2 separate regions of the Homo sapiens genome follow, and region 2 is linked to region 1. Evidence: read pairs that join two places in POLR2A ChIA-PET (ENCODE). Cell type or tissue: Caco-2. All regions are shown on one strand. Links, peaks and the distances in the headings refer to the core of each region. The heading gives the core; the rest is flanking DNA.

Evidence for each region. Peaks named below come from ENCODE experiments on the same cell type or tissue, not always from the same donor. Only the 100,000 strongest peaks of a DNase experiment are listed, where the experiment ranks them.
Region 2: POLR2A ChIA-PET joins it to region 1 with 10 read pairs; 2 of 35 experiments call an interaction of 5 or more read pairs at or near these places.

The regions. Positions count from the first base shown.
Region 1 is chr6:6,780,522-6,788,859 of GRCh38, reverse strand. The region is part of intron 2 of LOC101928004 (a long non-coding RNA gene); the gene reads left to right. Among named protein-coding and RNA genes, the nearest start is that of LINC03055, 100 kb to the left of the region's middle. In Caco-2, for the core only: no CTCF peak of the experiment used is centred there; no DNase peak of the experiment used is centred there.
Region 2 is chr6:7,039,852-7,048,189 of GRCh38, reverse strand. No RefSeq gene overlaps it. Among named protein-coding and RNA genes, the nearest start is that of RREB1, 64 kb to the left of the region's middle. RefSeq lists an enhancer at 4,836-5,724. In Caco-2, for the core only: no CTCF peak of the experiment used is centred there; DNase peaks (open chromatin) are centred at 4,979, 5,529 and 5,589; H3K4me3 peaks cover 742 bases.

The DNA of each region.
Region 1 (8,338 bases), core at 292-8,291:
TTCTCACCCTGGGCATTCTCCCAAGAGGCTGACCTGTAGGAACGCAGTGAACAGGCTACCTGATCACTGGCTTCTGGGTTGGGTGTGGCTCATGAGAGACATTGGCAGGAGACTGGATTGGAGGAAGATGCAGGGGCCAGAGTGTTTACTCTCCTAGATAAGCCCCTTCCTCCTCTTCTGGCAGGCAGTGCTCTCCATATAGCCGCTCTCTTAGGTTCTAGAAATTGCTCCTACCTTGCCCTTGAGCTCTCATGCCTAGAGGTGGCAATGACTGCCTGCTACTGTCAGTGCTAGGTACTGCACTCTGTTTTCCTAAACCCTTTTCACACTTTTATGAATAGTCTATTCATTACAATTAGATACAACTTACCCCCACACCATCCCCATACAACTATACACTCCCCTTCCAGTATCCTCTCAATATAATTATATCATATTTGTTGACATCATTAGTTGGACAGTATTTACATTATTAAACTATATAAATATTGCTGACTACATAGCCAAGTAGAGAGTTATCAGTCGTGATTGCATTTCCTTTTCTAAACTAATTTTTGTTTTTCCTGCGTTTAACTGCCCATTTTAAAAAAAGACTTAGTTTTCAATACATAGGTCTTTAATTCTTTCCACACACACCATCAGACATGTTAAATGCATGTACATGTTGTTTTCCTGTTTCAAACATTGTAAATTCTCTGTATCTTTTTCTTTGGGTGGGGGGCAAGTGTGAAGTAAACCAGCCTCCAGAATAAATAGAACTCAGTGTTATGGATTCTAAAATTAAAATCTTAACAAATTAACAAAGTGATGAAAACAGGAAGTTTAGCTCTCAAGGATCCTTTATTGGTCTTAAAGGTTTTACTCTCTTTGGCAAATATTGTGACCACTTTATAGATGCTACATATTCTACTAGACAAATACTATGACCTCTTTCAAAGTGTATCATCATTCCCCTTTTAAATAGCACATTCGAAGTGTGCTGACTTTTAGTTCTAGGGTCTGCCTTCCCCTTACCTGCTGAGTGTCACAGGATCTCTTCCCTCCTTGATTATCTCAAGGAGATACATCAACTTTTGGTTCATAAAAGAAAGTCAGTCGCTTTTATTTGTTAAAGACTTGAAGTATGGGCTGGGCGTGGTGGCTCACGCCTGTAATCCCAGCACTTTGGGAGGCCGAGGCAGGCGGATCACCTGAGGTTTGGAGTTTGAGACCAGCCTGACCAACATGGAGAAACCCTGTCTCTACTAAAAATACAAAATTAGCTGGATGTGGTGGCACATGCCTGTAATCCCAGCTACTTGGGAGGCTGAGACAGGAGAATCGCTTGAACCCGGGAGGCGGAGCTTGCGGTGAGCCGAGATCGCCCCATTGTACTCCAGCCTGGGCAACAAGAGCAAAACTCTGTCTCAAAAAAAAAAAAAAAAAAAAATTGAAGTGTAGTAGGCCTCAATCTCTGGCTTCCTGCAGTGTAGATCTTATCAACATAAGGTCTCTATTTAAAAATGCTGAAATTGTAGTCTTATTTTTCGCAAACTTTTCCTGGAGACCCTTCCCTGGAGCCCCCTCTTAGTCAGCTACTTGCTGGACCTTTCTTTCAGCATTATCAGCTATTTCCCTTTCCCTCTCCTGTGCTAGATGTCCTGTTTCCTGGATTCCATACCCTCTTATTTCTTGATTTACTCCTTTGTTTTGCTGGAGCAGATCTTCTAGCAGCTTTGTAAGAAAGCGTGCATGGAAGGTAATTTTTCTTGAGTGCCTACATGTCTAAAAATGTATATGTCCTACTATTCACTTGAATTGTAACTGGACAAGCTTAAAATTTCAGACTATAAATGATCTTTCCTCAAAATTGTGAAACATTGCTCCATTGTTTTCCTGTAATAAGTGTTGCTGGAGAGAAATCTGAAGCCATTTGATCCCCTTTTTTTGGTTTGCTATGTGTTCCCTATAGAATTCTCTTTTTAACCCTGGTATTTTGAAATTTATGGCACAGGACTTTGGTTGTGCCAAAAAAGGGCACATTTTAAAAATTTTATTATTTTAGTGGTGTTTTTCAATTTGAGAATCTTAGCTTTTAGTTATAGAAACTTAGTTATAGGAACTTTTCTTTATATAGAATTTCCTTCCTTCCAATTTATATATTGCCTCGGGAATTCCTACCATTCAATTTGAAACTTGTGGATTGAGCTTTTAAGTCTCTTCTTTTATCTCTCTTATTTCTTTTTTTCCTCTGGTTCTGTTTTCTGGGAGATTTCTTTGACTTATCTTTCAATTGTTTATTAGAATTTTAATGATCCAATTTCTTGTTTTCTGACTGCTTTACATTAAAAACATTTTATTCTAGTTTTACATATTCAATATCTTCTCTCTCTTTCTAAGGAGAGTAATCTGGTTTATTTTTATTTTAGAAGTTTTCTTCTCTTTCCTGCGTTGTCTCTGTTTCTCCTGGGTTCTTATTTTTGTTGTGTCTGTTTCGGTTTCTAAATCTTGAAGTCTTACTTTGCCTGCCTAGAGACCCTTAGCTACTTGGAAGCTCTGTGTTTTCAAGGTTGGGCTTTTAACTGGTGGGTATCAAAGTAGGGTTAGTGGTGAGCGGGACATTTTTGTGGGGACTCCCATATTTCAATATCTAAAGGAATCCTTTTTTATTTTTATTTTTCCAGGACCATTTAGTCTATCCAGGGAACTAATGTCTATATCTGTACCCTGGTTGGTAAAATGCTAGCTGTGAGCGGGGGCAGGGGGAGGTGACGAAGTGGGGATCCCTGTGTGTCTCAGTCTCCACTGTGCAAACTTACCCCTATCCCCCGTCCCTTCAGTTTTATTGACCCCTACTTTACACTGTGTGTGATGACCCCAAGTCTAGAGAATTTCAGGTTAATTTCTCCCAGAGTGTAATTGCCAGTCCCAGGCTGGGGTCGGGTGGAAGTGAAGTAGTATGTATGGGCTGGAGGGTAGTTGCTGCGGTCAAAGGGAGAAAAGGGCACATGGAGATCGAACTAGACCATGTTCTGACTTTCACTCTGCTCCCCTATTTCACACCCAAGCCTTGCACCTGTCTTTTAAGGCATCTGGTGCCTTAGCTTATGCTCTCAGAGTCCTGGAAGAGGACTGGCCTCTTCTCACACCCTCTTCTCCCCCTTCCCCTTGCAGGCACCCTAGCTCACAACTTACTCCTAAATCTGTACCATTTCTTTATCTGCTTTCCATCTTCCAAAATAATAATAATAATAATAATAATAATAAAAACACCTGCTGAGATCTCTTCTTCTGATGTCTTTTAATTCCTTTCCTGCCTCTGGAGGTCAATCTGCTATGTTTAGTTAGAAGTCCCAAAGGCCATGCTTTGAACCATTAGGTAATCCTGCTTTCTGCAAGACAACTTCAGTATCTGAGAGTTTTTTCCTCCCGTAGTAAAAACAAAGTCATTTCCATCTTTGTGTTTACCACAGCTGGTGGCAAAGACTCTCCTTGGCCAAGGCTTAGTCAGGCTCCTCTGAGCTCTCTTATCGACTAGGCTTCGGCCTTGGTCTTAGTCGTTGCCGAGCCTGCACTGCCCAGTCTTGGCAAGAATCCTGTTAAGTCAGTTTAGCAAGAATCCCTCACCCTTGATTTATGATCACCCTTAATATCTGATCAAGTTCTTTATGTACCACATTTTCTTTTCTCACTGCACTTTCACACTTTCATTTCTAACATCCCTCACTTTTGATGTATATATCCTTGGCCTGCCTTTAGCAAGAATTCTGTTAGGTCAGTTTTGCAAGAATCTCTGTACCCTTGATGTGTCCTCTTGGTAATTTTTCATCCAATCATCCCCATCTTGTTCCTTGGCCCCAGCAGTCTTTGTTGTATTTGGAGTTGAGCCCAATCTCTCTCCCTTATTGCACTGTCCCTATTGCAATAGTCCTTTAAAAAAACAATTTTTTTTTTGGCAGAGAGAGGGTCTCCCTATGTTGCCCAGGCTAGTCTCAGACTCCTGGCCTACTAGGTGATCCTCCTGCCTCGGCCCTCCAAAGTGCTGGGATTATAGGTGTGAGCCACCACATCCTGCAGTAATCTTGGATAAAGTCTTCCCTACCCTTATAACAAGTGTCAAAATAATATTATCACTGGCATTTGGGAAACAGTGCAGAAGCAGTGCAAGCAGGGACTGCGTGAGAATGGGAAAGCTAGCCTTTGCCTCAAGAACACTCTGCTTGACTTCATTAGACAGCTGCACAGGAGGTAATTTTCTAGGGCATGGTTTTTCAAACTGTGAGCTGCAACTATTTACTAAGTCACATCAACATTTTAAAATGAAATAGAATAGAGTTAGAAAATACCATCCTGTATTGCCTGTAATTAAGGGAAGTATTGACTCATAAAACTTTTGTTTCAGCTTATGTGTCTGTGCACCCGGTCAAGGTGTAAAGATGTATATATATATATATATATACTTTTTACCATGTAAACTGGTAAAATAAAATAAAATGATAAAATAAAATTATAGAAGCCACTGATCTAGGAAGTAGTTTTGGACCTTTTGCTTTCCCCCCCGCCCCCACCCCCAAGAATAGCTATACCAGTCAGGCTGATACTATTATCTCTATTTTAGAGGGGATGGATTTGGTTAGGTAAAATCTCACCACTGAGTGCTAACATGTCAATTTCTTAGTCTCTATTTTACCATAACCGTGTTAGCTTTTCCTTTGTTTAAAGCATTTTCTTAACTTTATCTTGCTTAAGAAAGCCAGGACATGTAAGATTCAAGCTTCATTTCCAAAGTGAATGAACAGATAAATGCTTGTCAGTATTAGACTAACAAAGAGATCAAAAGCAATAGGCAAAACAATCCACACATGCCTAGATGGGGTAAAATGAAGACTTTGTGAATCATTTCCTTTTTAAGTTATTAGTTCTTGGGAACCTAAGGAAGGAGTATGGGATTCTTACCTCATGGTGGGTGGTAGGAATTGTGTGAAGCATTAGTGGCAAGATTGCATGCTTAGACTCACAGTATAAGTAAAACTCATTCTATAGACAATTCTACAAAAGAATGAGAAGAATGCCATAGACCGTGGAAGGCTCATGCGATGAGCATGTCAGCCCACTTCTGCTCTGCCTTTCCTTTAAACTGGTCCACACCCCAGACCCTTCACCATTTTGGTTTTTGTAGGAAGAGAACTCAACCACCAAATACCCTGTAGGCTTGGGAGGGCATACACATGAGAAGCAGGTTCCCCTAGGCTCAGGTGAGCCCCACCTTCAAGGTGGAAAACCTTGGGGACCTTCTGGAAATGCAGAGGCAGATAGGGCTTCATGCTTGGTGAAGAGATGAGCATTCACAACTAGCTTGGTTCTCTACCAATGGTCAAAATGGTTGATTTTGCTACTGAATGAGAGACATCAATTTTCTTGAGATTCAACTATCTTTTGTGCCACTTCTGTGTAATGCCAACTAGTCATTTGGTGAGTTTATTTAGATAAAGAATCAGATTTTGAAGCAAACTTGTTTCCTCTGTGACCAAAAAAAGGGCATTTTAAGCCTGCAAATAAAACTTAAAATGCTTTATTTCTATAAATAAATAAATAAACTGAGCAAATAAAAAAATACAACACATGGAACATAAAAACTCCAGTAACAATTGGACCAGGTCACCCTTAGTGTAAATGTCAACATTCTTTTTCAAATTGTTATTTAATTATTTGTTATTCTATATTTTATTTATTTGACAGCCAAAGCTTCCCTCCCAGAGGAGGATGTTCCTTTGCCTTTGTCCAGAGCCCTTCAGGAGAAGCAGAGGAATTGCTCAGAGATGAGCTGGGATTGCTTGGGGGGCACAAGGAGATAGCGATGCCCATCATCATTGTAATAGTTAGGATTGGCTCTCAGGCATGGTGCCGAACACTTTACCTGGATTCTTTAATTTAATTCACCCGACATGAGATAGGTGTACTGACTGTCCCCATTTTGCCAATGAAAAAACTGAGGTAGAGTGAGGTTAAACCACTTGCCTAGTTCAGTGTCAGGACTGACTCTCGGCAGCCTGACCCCAGGGCCTTGACACTGACCAAGGTTGCAGTGTTGTCTGCTCCTGGAAGTTCTCACTGACCAGTTTGCAAAGTGGGATTGCTTTTTCTTTTTCTCCTTCCTTCCTTCCTTCCTTTCTTTCTTTTTTTGAGATGGAGTTTCGCTCTTGTTGCCCAGGCTGGAGTGCAATGTCGTGATCTCAGCTCACTGCAACCTCTGCCTCCCAGGTTCAAGTGATTCTCCTGCCTCACCCTCCCTAGTAGCCGGGATTACAGGCATGTGCCACCATGCCTGGCTAATTTTGTACTTTTAGTAGAGACAGGGTTTCTCCATGTTGGTCAGGCTGATCTTGAACTCCCAACCTGGCTAATTTTTGTACTTTTGTAGAGACAGGGTTTCACCATGTTGGCCAGGCTGGTCTTGAACTCCGGACCTCAAGATGCAAGAGATGACACAGGTTTGGTGTTTTGTTTGTTTAATGACAAAAGAGAAGAGCAAAAGAGAATATGGTTGAAAGGACAGGAATAGAACTTTCAAACAGAATTTTCGATCCCTAACACAAAGAATGGTATTCCAAATCTGAACACTCTAAAAGAGAGAATAATGCCATTCCCCTTCGTTATTAGAAATAATATTATTATGTCTATTAGGAAAAAAAATCACACAATTTTAATGTGCATCAGAAGCATCAGGCTGATTTTTTCCCCTCTGGATTTTATTTTTAAAGTCAGAATTGGTTTCCTGCCCTTCAAGTGCTCCACTGCTGATACCAATAGTGAGATTGTGTAATTGGCAATAAATTTCCTACATGAAGAGCTTCTGGCCAGCTCCTTTTGAAAGCTTAGAATGTTTTGCTTAGTTGGGCTTTTCTGTCCCTGCAAAGTTAGTCTCCTGCAAATTTGTGTCCACTTCTGCAGGAGGGAATTGGAAGGCTGAGGAGAAATTTGTTGGTGATGAAGTAGCACAAGACAAGGCACAAAAGATGGGGTGGGGGAGTCCAGGAGGCTGGGAGGCAGGCATAGGGTAAAATTGTTGAAAAGAGACACTATAGTTCTTTATTTAAAAAAATAAAAATAAAAAAGCATCTGAAGAATTTGCCAATTCAGCATTTATCTAGCATTTGCTTCTCTGGGGCAGTGATTCCAAATTCCCAGCCTGTCAGGAGCTGGAGCACCCTTTGCAACTGTTTGCTTGATCATAGGATTCTCTTTTCTCCCTCTTCTTAGAAATAATGCATCCATTAAAATAAAACTAAAGTGAATTTAAGATTTCATTGTTTTGAAATACATATTTTAAAAATACAAGGTTTGAAAAACACTCCCCCTGAAATAACTCTAGTCCTTTCTAGGGAGTCGTGAAACTGTAGCTTGTGGAGAGTAGCCTTCCTTCAGGCTTTCATAAAGACCTGGTGACTCAGCACTGGCGGACTTCCCAGGAGTCAGTTCCCACCTTGGGGAATAATTTTCCATTCCTGGGGGAGTCCCTCCGGGAGACACCTCCTCTGCTTCTTCAAGTCAGAGAAGTGTTCTGCCCTGCCCTCCCCCAGCCTCCTGCCAGGTTCCTGCTGCCAGCCTCATGCTGTGCTGTGTATTATAGAATTTCTAGACTTACTGCTCCTGCTTAATTGTCAACTCTTTGCCAGAGAGTTTGTGCTTGCCCCTTGTGTGTGTTGGAGTAAACTTTAATTTCTGTTTTGGAGGCTAGGGCTCTTGACTGTCATAAGTCTAATCAGAATGCCACAGAATCAGGCCGAGCACGGTAGCTCACGCCTATAATCCCAACACTTTGGGAGGCCAAGGCAGGCAGATCATCCGAGGTCAGGAGTTCAAGACCAGCCTAGCCAATATGGTGAGACCTTGTCTCTACTAAAAATACACAAATTAGCCGGGCATGGTGGTGCACACCTGTAGTCCCAGCTACTTGGGAGGCTGAGGCAGGAGAATAGCTTGAACCCGGGAGGCCGAGGTTGCAGTGAGCCGAGACTGAGCCACTGCACTCCAGCCTGGGCAACAGAGAACAAAGTTTTCAATATTGGGATGTCTTTTAAAAGACATGTATTTTGAGATAAACTGAAGTGATTTAAATATATGAGTCGATAACAAATCTTCACATTCTGCACATGTATCCCAGAACTTAAAGTATAATAAAAAAATAAATATATGAGTCCATGGGAAATACTTTTTGATGCAGGCATTCACCAAATTCTTCACGGAGACACACATAATGTCCTAAAATCTGAAAGAAAACAGTTTACCTGAGACAATGCATAGGTTGAACTGGTCAGCAAAGTGTCCACTTGTATCTTTCAAAGAAACTTGTTTCTGA
Region 2 (8,338 bases), core at 321-8,320, 260 kb before region 1:
GTGTTTGGGCCCATCTCAATAAAGGCCTAGAGTGATTGTTGAATCAGTGATAAAATGTCCCATGACTAAGCGCTTATTTAAAGACATATTTCTCAGAGGAACTGTAAGGGGATTTCAGCTATGTGAGTTCCTTAAAAACAGCCACTATCCTTAAAAGTTGAAGATACAATTGATTTTAAAAAGTAAACAAATATGGGATGTTTGGGGAAATTTGAATACTATCTATTAAAGACTATTAAAGAATTATTGTTACTGGTTTGAGTATTAGTGAATTTGTGATCATACTGTTTTTTTCAAAGAGTTCTCATGTCTTAGACATACATCATGAAATATTTGCACCAAAATGATGTGATGTCTGGTATTAAAATAATGCAGCTTTTTTTTTTTGGCGGGTTAGAAAATGAAAAATATAAATGAAATAAGATGCCATGTGCTGAAACTGGGTGGTAGGCATGTGAGAATTCATTATACTATTATCTCTACTTTTATGTATCTTTAAGAATTTCCAAAATAAAAAGAGCTTCTTTTTTGTCTATATGAAAGAAAAATATTTTCCCTTCATTTTAGTTATGCACAGAAAGGGATACGCTCTATTTATTTCAGCCAGCTGACATTCTTCCTATGGAATATTAAGTTAGTCCCAACGCCACATCATCATGGAATCTATAGTATCATTAAGGGCCTCTTTGTGGCTAAGAAGAGTTGGTGCATTTCTGTTTTTATTACAAGATTTATAGAGCTGGTTTATAATACTGTATTCTTAATTGTATGGGTAATATATTTAAAACACATGTGGTAGCTATGGTTCTGCTTCTATTTTGAATGACTTTGGATTTTTTTCTCTTTCTATTCATATAAGGTGTATCTGCATCTGGAAACGATCAAAATCTCACAAAGACAACACAATGAATGTGGTTAATTTAAGGGATAGACACCACTGAGGTTATAAGCAAGATCACTATCATTCAATAAATATTTGATTAGCAAAACTTCTGGTTTTGTAGGGAGCTGAAAAACTGTAACATGGGCTGGATTTCTAAGCACATGGAAATGAAACTAATTGCAAGATGAGACTAACTTCACAGGCTCAGATGCTTAGGGGAAAAATATTTTTATTTCACCTTGCTTAAATTACAGAAAAACACTTTAAGGATGTGTTGAGCATCCCTTCCTGCTTTCACATCATATTTCTGCTCGAAGTCAGTGGTTCCCAGTTGATGGCTAAATACTCCCTCAGGGACACCGAGTTACTGCAAAGGGTCAACAGTGCTTTATGTGCACCCAGCACTTCCTGCAGATGGAATAATAGTACTGACATATAAAGGCACTCTGTCCAAATGTATGTCTTTGTCATTAATTAATAAACCACAAATTCATTTAAAAGCATTTTTACATTCATAAATTTTTACATTATTATTATGTTATGTATCTTTTATTTATGTATTTAGTTTTTTGAAACAGAGCCTCCCTCTGTTACCCAGGCTGGACTGCAGTGGTGTGATCTTGGCTCACTGCAACCCCTGCCTCCCGGGTTCGAGTGATTCTCCTGCCTCAGCTTCCCGAGTAGCTTGGATTACAGGTGCATGCCACCATGCCCAGCTAATTTTTATGTATCTTTTAAATTAATGAATACTAAAGTAAAGCTATTGTCTTATATATGTGGTGGGGGTCAAAAAAGGAGAACCAACTCTGAAGAGAGAGAAAATCAATTTAGTAAAGCAGACATTCTCTTTCTCTCTCTCTCTTTCTCTCTCTATCCTTATTTTATGTAACATAATTTTTTGATTGATTTTATGGGATATAACGGTGTTGGGGATAACTCTATGCTCTCATCACATTTGTTTTATCATTTGGCTATCAAAACTGGAAACTCCAAACATCTCTTCTTTGCAACTTCTTTATTACCTAACCTACTTTGGTGCCCAAAGCCAAGAAAAGGTTTTACAATCCATGCACACTACCAGACCTGAAATACTGAAGATCTACGTCTCTGCTGGAATTTTTTATGGTCATGAAAACAAAATTGAGTGGTACTTGTCAGAAACACAAATGGTGTTCATAGTGACACAGAAGGTTTTATTACTAAGTATATTTTTACTCTGAATATCTCTACTTGCCCTGTATAATTTTCCCTTCAGCAGGGTATCTTTTTTTTTTTTTTTTTTTTTTTAAGGGTCTTTAGTCTTGGATTATTACAGCAAGCAAACAAGCAGATGGCATCATTGCTGAGCAGGGTTCCAGTGCGAAGGATGATACACTGAGCTCCCAAATCATAATTGAAGGTGGGATTAGTTGGAAGAATCTTGTTTATTAACAAAATCCTCTTCATTTATTTTATTCCCCAATAATAATTTGCCACTTACTAAGCCCTTATTCTGCACCTGGCATTTTATGCTAATCTTCACAACAACCCTAAGAGGCAAAGCTTCTTCTTCCATATTTTACAGATGAGGAATCTACGCTTAACAAGGCTAAGTAATTTAAGGTCATGCAGCCAGTGAGTGACAGAATTAGAATTAGAACCCAAGTCTGTGACTCCAAAGCCCTAACTAGCACAGATGGGGCTTCCTCACCAACTCTTAGATGTCATGCTTTGAACCCCTGGTTATCTTTGCAAAGGCAAGAATTGCTGTAAACTGAGCCCAAATAAGGACAGCTGTCTCCTTAGCATCATTAGTCACTTCTTCCTTCATCACTTCCCAGTGGATAGGAGGTTAGTAAGTGGCTTAACCGCTACCGAGATCATCCGCACACTCCATGCACAGATGGCACAGGGCTAGATGTGACTTAACCTAATTATTCTGCCCTTTCTGGCTCTTACTTCTAGAAATAGTCATCAAAAAAAGGGAGACTTTGAAAGACTTATTTAGGTCTCTCTACCTGAAAGAAGAGAAAATTATTTTGGAGGCAAATGAATTTCTAACTTTCCTGAAAGAAAGGGAGATTTTTTTTTTTTTTATGACTTGTCTGAGGAGAAGTCAATGAAGAGGCTGTTGCACACAATAGCTATTGAGTCACAAATAACACATGCACCCTGGAAGATTCCACTATTTGGCACGTATGGTGGCTAAAAAAGTGGAGAATCTTCTTGGTTTCTCTTCCCACCCAGCCTTTCTTAGGTACTTTGACGAGAAGGCACCTCTCACTTTCTATGAGCTTTGTAGGACCCTGAGCCATATTACCATCAGCTAAAGTCTTTATTTATTTTTAATTCTTGAGACAGAGTCTCGCTCTGTCACCCAGGTTGGAGTGCAGTAGCACAGTCTCGGCTCACTGCAACCTCTGCCTCCCGGTACAAGTGATTCTCTGGACTCAGCCTCCCGAGTAGCTGGGATTACAGGTGCCTGCCACCATGCCTGGCTAATTTTTGTATTTTTAGTAGAGACGGGGTTTCACCATGTTGGCCAGGGTGATCTCGAACTCCTGAGCTCAGGTGATCTGCCCACCTCGGCCTCCCAAAGTGCTGGGATTACAGGCATGAGCCACTGCGCCCGGCCAATAATGAAGTCTTTAACTGGCCATTTTCCTCAGTGTATTTTTTCCTCATCATGTCCACTTCAAGATGGATGAAGAAGCAGCCTCTCTAACCACCCCAACTTTAAATCCAGTAGGATTGTCTGCCAGAAATAAACCCCTCTCTTCAGGAAGACAAAGGCCAGGTGTTTCAGGCTGACAGCTTCTGAGATCTCCCCTACACTACATAAATCGTCACCACTCGCTGGGTAGACAAATAAGAGGAAGCCACTTAAAAAGTTTATCAAAAAGTAGAAAAAGTTATTCAAAAAGTAGAGATGGGGTCTTGTTATGTTGCCCAGGCTGGTCTTGAACTCCTGGCCTCAAGTGATCCTCCTGCTTTGGCCTCCCAAAGTGCTGGGATTACAGGTGTGAGCCACCGTGCCTGCCTGGAAGCCACTTATATTTGAGAGTTGGGAGGAAGGGACGGCTTTCTGGACCCAAGGAAACAGCAAGGCAGCAGGGCAGGGAGCAGGTGCTACTGGCAGGTGGCCGGCACTGCTGCTGGCCTGGAGGGTGAGGGACAGCAGGAAGACGGCAGACTAAGAGGCTGCACGCTTTGTGGAAATAGCTGAAAATAGAACGTGAGGTTAGGCCCTGAGAATTCGACTCCTGCTAATGGCAAAGAGAGAAGCCGAGGTCTTCCGTACGTAAGACCAAGGCAACAAATAGGGCCATTGCACACCCTGGGTCTGGCCTGCCTGCCTAGGATGCCAGCTCTCAGCCCTCACTCGTGGAAAGAGCTCAACTTTTAATTTTTTTATTTTATTAGTATTATTATTTTGAAACGGAGTCTCACTCTGTTGCCAGGCTGGAGTGCGGTGGCGGGATCTCGTTGCAACCTCTGCCTCCCGGGTTCAAGCGATTCTCCTGCCTCAGCCTCCAGAGTAGCTGGGACTACAGGCGCCTGCCACCACGCCCAGTTAATTTTTATATTTTTAGTAGAGACAGGGTTTGGCCATGTTGGCCAGGCTCGTCTCGAACTCCTGACCTCAGGAGATCCACCCGCCTCAGCCTCCCAAAGTGCTGGGATTACAGCATGGTGAGCCACTGTGCCCGGCAACTTTTTAATAATTTGTCTTCTTGCTGAATAACAAAGCTATCTAAGTAAAAAGATGTGTGTGTGTCTCTGTGTGTGTGTGTGTGTGTTTCACCTACTTGGTTGATTGGGGTCACAGTTGCAGTTTACACTGAGCCTCTAAATTTTATTTGGAAGACAAAGCAATATTTCTTTTGCTTCTTTTTTCTTTTTCTTTCTCTGTCCTGCTTTTAGGCAAGAAAGCAATATTTCATATCACAAGTTCAGCTGCTGCTGCTGACAGACAGTTTGCTCTGACTGTTCTTCACCAGACGAGGCAGGTTAAACTCTTGTCAGCCATATGTTGATTTGTTAACACTACCCATGTCCCAGGTAGCAGGCTCAGATGGGTCTCAAAATAGACCAGGCACACATGGCTGATAAGATCCCAGTGGGCAGAAGATAATGTTACACCATCTATGACATAACCTCTAGAATAATCACTGCTGCCCTTTGCTCCAGAGTCCAGCTCCAGTGCATGCAAACGTGGAAAGTCCTCAAACAGTGGGGGGTTTAGTGTGTGTGTGCTTTCCTTGAAATTGGTTAAACTTCCACTCAGCTTTGGAAGCTTCTAATAAGCGGTTCACAGCCTTTTCTTCTCTTTCTTCTCCTTTTTTGCTTCAGTGGGATGGATGGCCAAACAAACTTTCTGGTGGCTGTTAAGAAGAACAAAATTCTTTGCAGAAGCACGTGCCAGTGTTTTACAATGCACAGCACACATCGAGGCCTGCGGCACACACTGGAACACAATCGGATTCTGGAGCTCTAGGGACAAAGAGCACTGCTAATTTGTGCAGCCGCTGCCTTAGAATGGTGAGCAGGGAGGACACTCTAAGGAGAGGGAGTCAGGGCATCAGCGCAAATTGGTTTTCCAGGCGAAGGAAGGGGAAAGCCTCATCTTGGAAGAAATTTCAGTTTCTGTGGACCTGTGGACCTGATGTCGGGTTACCTCGCCCCTCCCCAGCAGGAGCCGAATGCCCGTGCCTTCTCTCCTGGAAAGCTGCCTTTCTAAGCTAGAGAACTGCTGCCACAAACCGATTCTGAGAGGAAGGGAATGTACTCTTCATATTTGTAGAGAAAACCAGGAAGTGAGGAGTCGCAGCCCCGGCTTCCTGGTCGGGCTGCTGACTCACACTGTCATCCTTTAAGCGATTTCCTTCATTTCTTTGCACCTCAGTTTCTCAGTTAAATGAAGGATGAAAATGCAATTCCCCTAGAGACATTGGCAATACCTCATTCATGTTTGCATTTCTTTGCGATAACTGGGATTAGAGATCTGATTACTGCAAAGCAGCATTACATGGAAGATTCCATCTTTATTGTCAACTTGAGGCCTATCTTTGAATGAATATCGTTCAAGGTCTTTTGGTCACCTTTCCCACTATTCATTCCATGCTGCCCCCTCCCCACTCCATCTATTCTTTTCCATGGTGACTTCAAGTGATGTCGTTTGCATGAAGTTTTGTCTCCGAGGAGAGGAGGCTTTAATTTCTCTTGGTTCATTCCAGAACATGGTAGTCCATGGATCACCACAGGCTTGACTGGTTGTGGGAGACAGGATTCAGAGGCCAGGAATGGGATCTCAGTCACAACCTCCATGCTCTTTTAAGGAATTTAGGCTGTCCCTTTGTACTTGATTTTCTTTTTCCTCTTCAAAGTGTCGACCTCTTTGTTTGGCTAGGGTGAATACATCACTTCCTCTTTGGGGTCTGCGTTTTGTCTCCTGCTGGGTTTGAAATGTCATGTAATTTGTTGGGTTTTCACTGGATTATGTTTGGAGTTTGTTTGTCTTTTTTGGTGTTCCCAAATCATCACTGGTCACCAGAACCCTCTCTCTTCTACCTCCTGATTAATGATGAGATAGAAGTGCACGCTCCTCAGCATTTGCCAAGAGAGACACATTCATCTTCAACTGCTCTCTCTGGTCTGTTGCCTATGAAGGGAGTTACCCTGCAAGGGGAAAAACAAAAACAAAAAAAACCCCACAGAGCTGTTATCTTTTCTTCCTGCTGAGCAGTCTGGCTGCTCTGTTGCTTTGCTCACTATCTGGCCAAACTTCATTTGAGAGTGATCTCCATGCTCCTCATCCAGAATATGGTGCAAGCCTCAGGTCCTTCTCTCTTCAGACTCCCCAACCTTTCCTTGGCTCCTCATAGAGGACATTTTCTGCTCCTAGAAGCAACATTTCTCTGCTATAATAAGTACCTTTTGGGGGATACACTTGGAATTTATTATTAACTCATCCCACAGCATTATTGATGTACTGCTACGTACCAGGCACTATACTATACTAGACATCAGGTGTGTGATGAGAATAATGAGGCCAGGTGCGGTGGCTCTCACCTGTAATCTCAGCAATTTGGGAGGCCGAGATGGGAGGACGGCTTGAGGCCAGGAGTTCGAGACCACCTTGGTCAACATAGCAAGACCCTGTCTTTACAAAAAATAAAAAATAAAAAAATCAGCCAGACATGGCAGTGTGTGCCTGTAGTCCCAGTTACTCAGGAGGCTTAGGTGGGAGGATCCCTTGAGCCCAGGAGGTGGAGGCTGCAATGAGCTGAGTTTGCACCACTGCACTCCAGCCTGGGTGACAGAGAGAGACCCTGTCTCTAAAATAAAATAAAATAAAATAGGCTGGGTGTGGTGGCTCACGCTTGTAATCCTAGCACTTTGGGAGGCCGGGGCCAGTGGATCTCGAGGTCAAGAGATTGAGACCATCCTGGCCAACATGGCGAAACCCCGTCTCTACTAAAAATACAAAAATTAGCTGGCGTGGTGCGCGCCTGTCGTCCCAGCTACTCTGGAGGCTGAGGCAGGAGAATCACTTGAACCCAGTAGGCGGAAGTTGCAGTGAGGTGAGATCGCGCCGCTGCACTCCAGCCTGGTGACAGAGCGAGACTGTCTCAAAACAAAAAAAAATAAAATAAAATAATGAGACTTATCTCCTGCTTCTAAGAGCAGGGCTGCAGGCAGAAAAGGGGTGGTGGAGGTGCAAGTAGTGATGGAGAGGGCTGAGAAAAACCTGCAGTCATAAGTTACAAGGCAAAGAGAAGCCCTTTTATAGTTCATAAGCATAGTGATTGGGTTTTTGCACAGATGAGACACCTTGTTAAGATGTTGGCACTTTACTCATAAGACATAAACACACACACACACAAACACACACACCAAAAAACAATGCAAAGAGAAAGATTTCTGATGGTGACTTGAATCTAGTAGTGATAATATTCATTGCACAACTTTACCATCTATTATAGCAAAAACATTCCCCCGAATTCTTACTGTGTGCCAAGCACTGTGCTCAGTAATCTCAATCCTTACTCAGCCCTTTGTGGTGAGTTCTATATTCACCCTTATTTTACAGATGAAGGAATGGAGATTTGAGGAGGCTAAGTAATGAGCGCAGGGTGATTAGCTAATATCAAACTCAGGCACTGAGGCTATGCTGTCTAGAGAAAGAAATACATGCTAGGGACCTTCTGGACAGGGTTCTGCCTATACTTGTGACAGCACTGGAAATTAAGTCCTCTCCCCTGTGTTTCTCTGAAAAGAAATAATTTATTTCCTGTGTTCTGGAAGGACATTGGGTGAAGTTGGTTGTGTTTTAAAGCATGTCCATTGACGCCTCTTTTGGTTCCTGAGCCATTAGCAGGAGGCTCCTGCTATATTTCACATGACCCTGTCTTAGTGACCTCTCTGTTGGCCTTAGGGAAAACATGGGGGCCATTTTGCTAATCCAATGAGGAG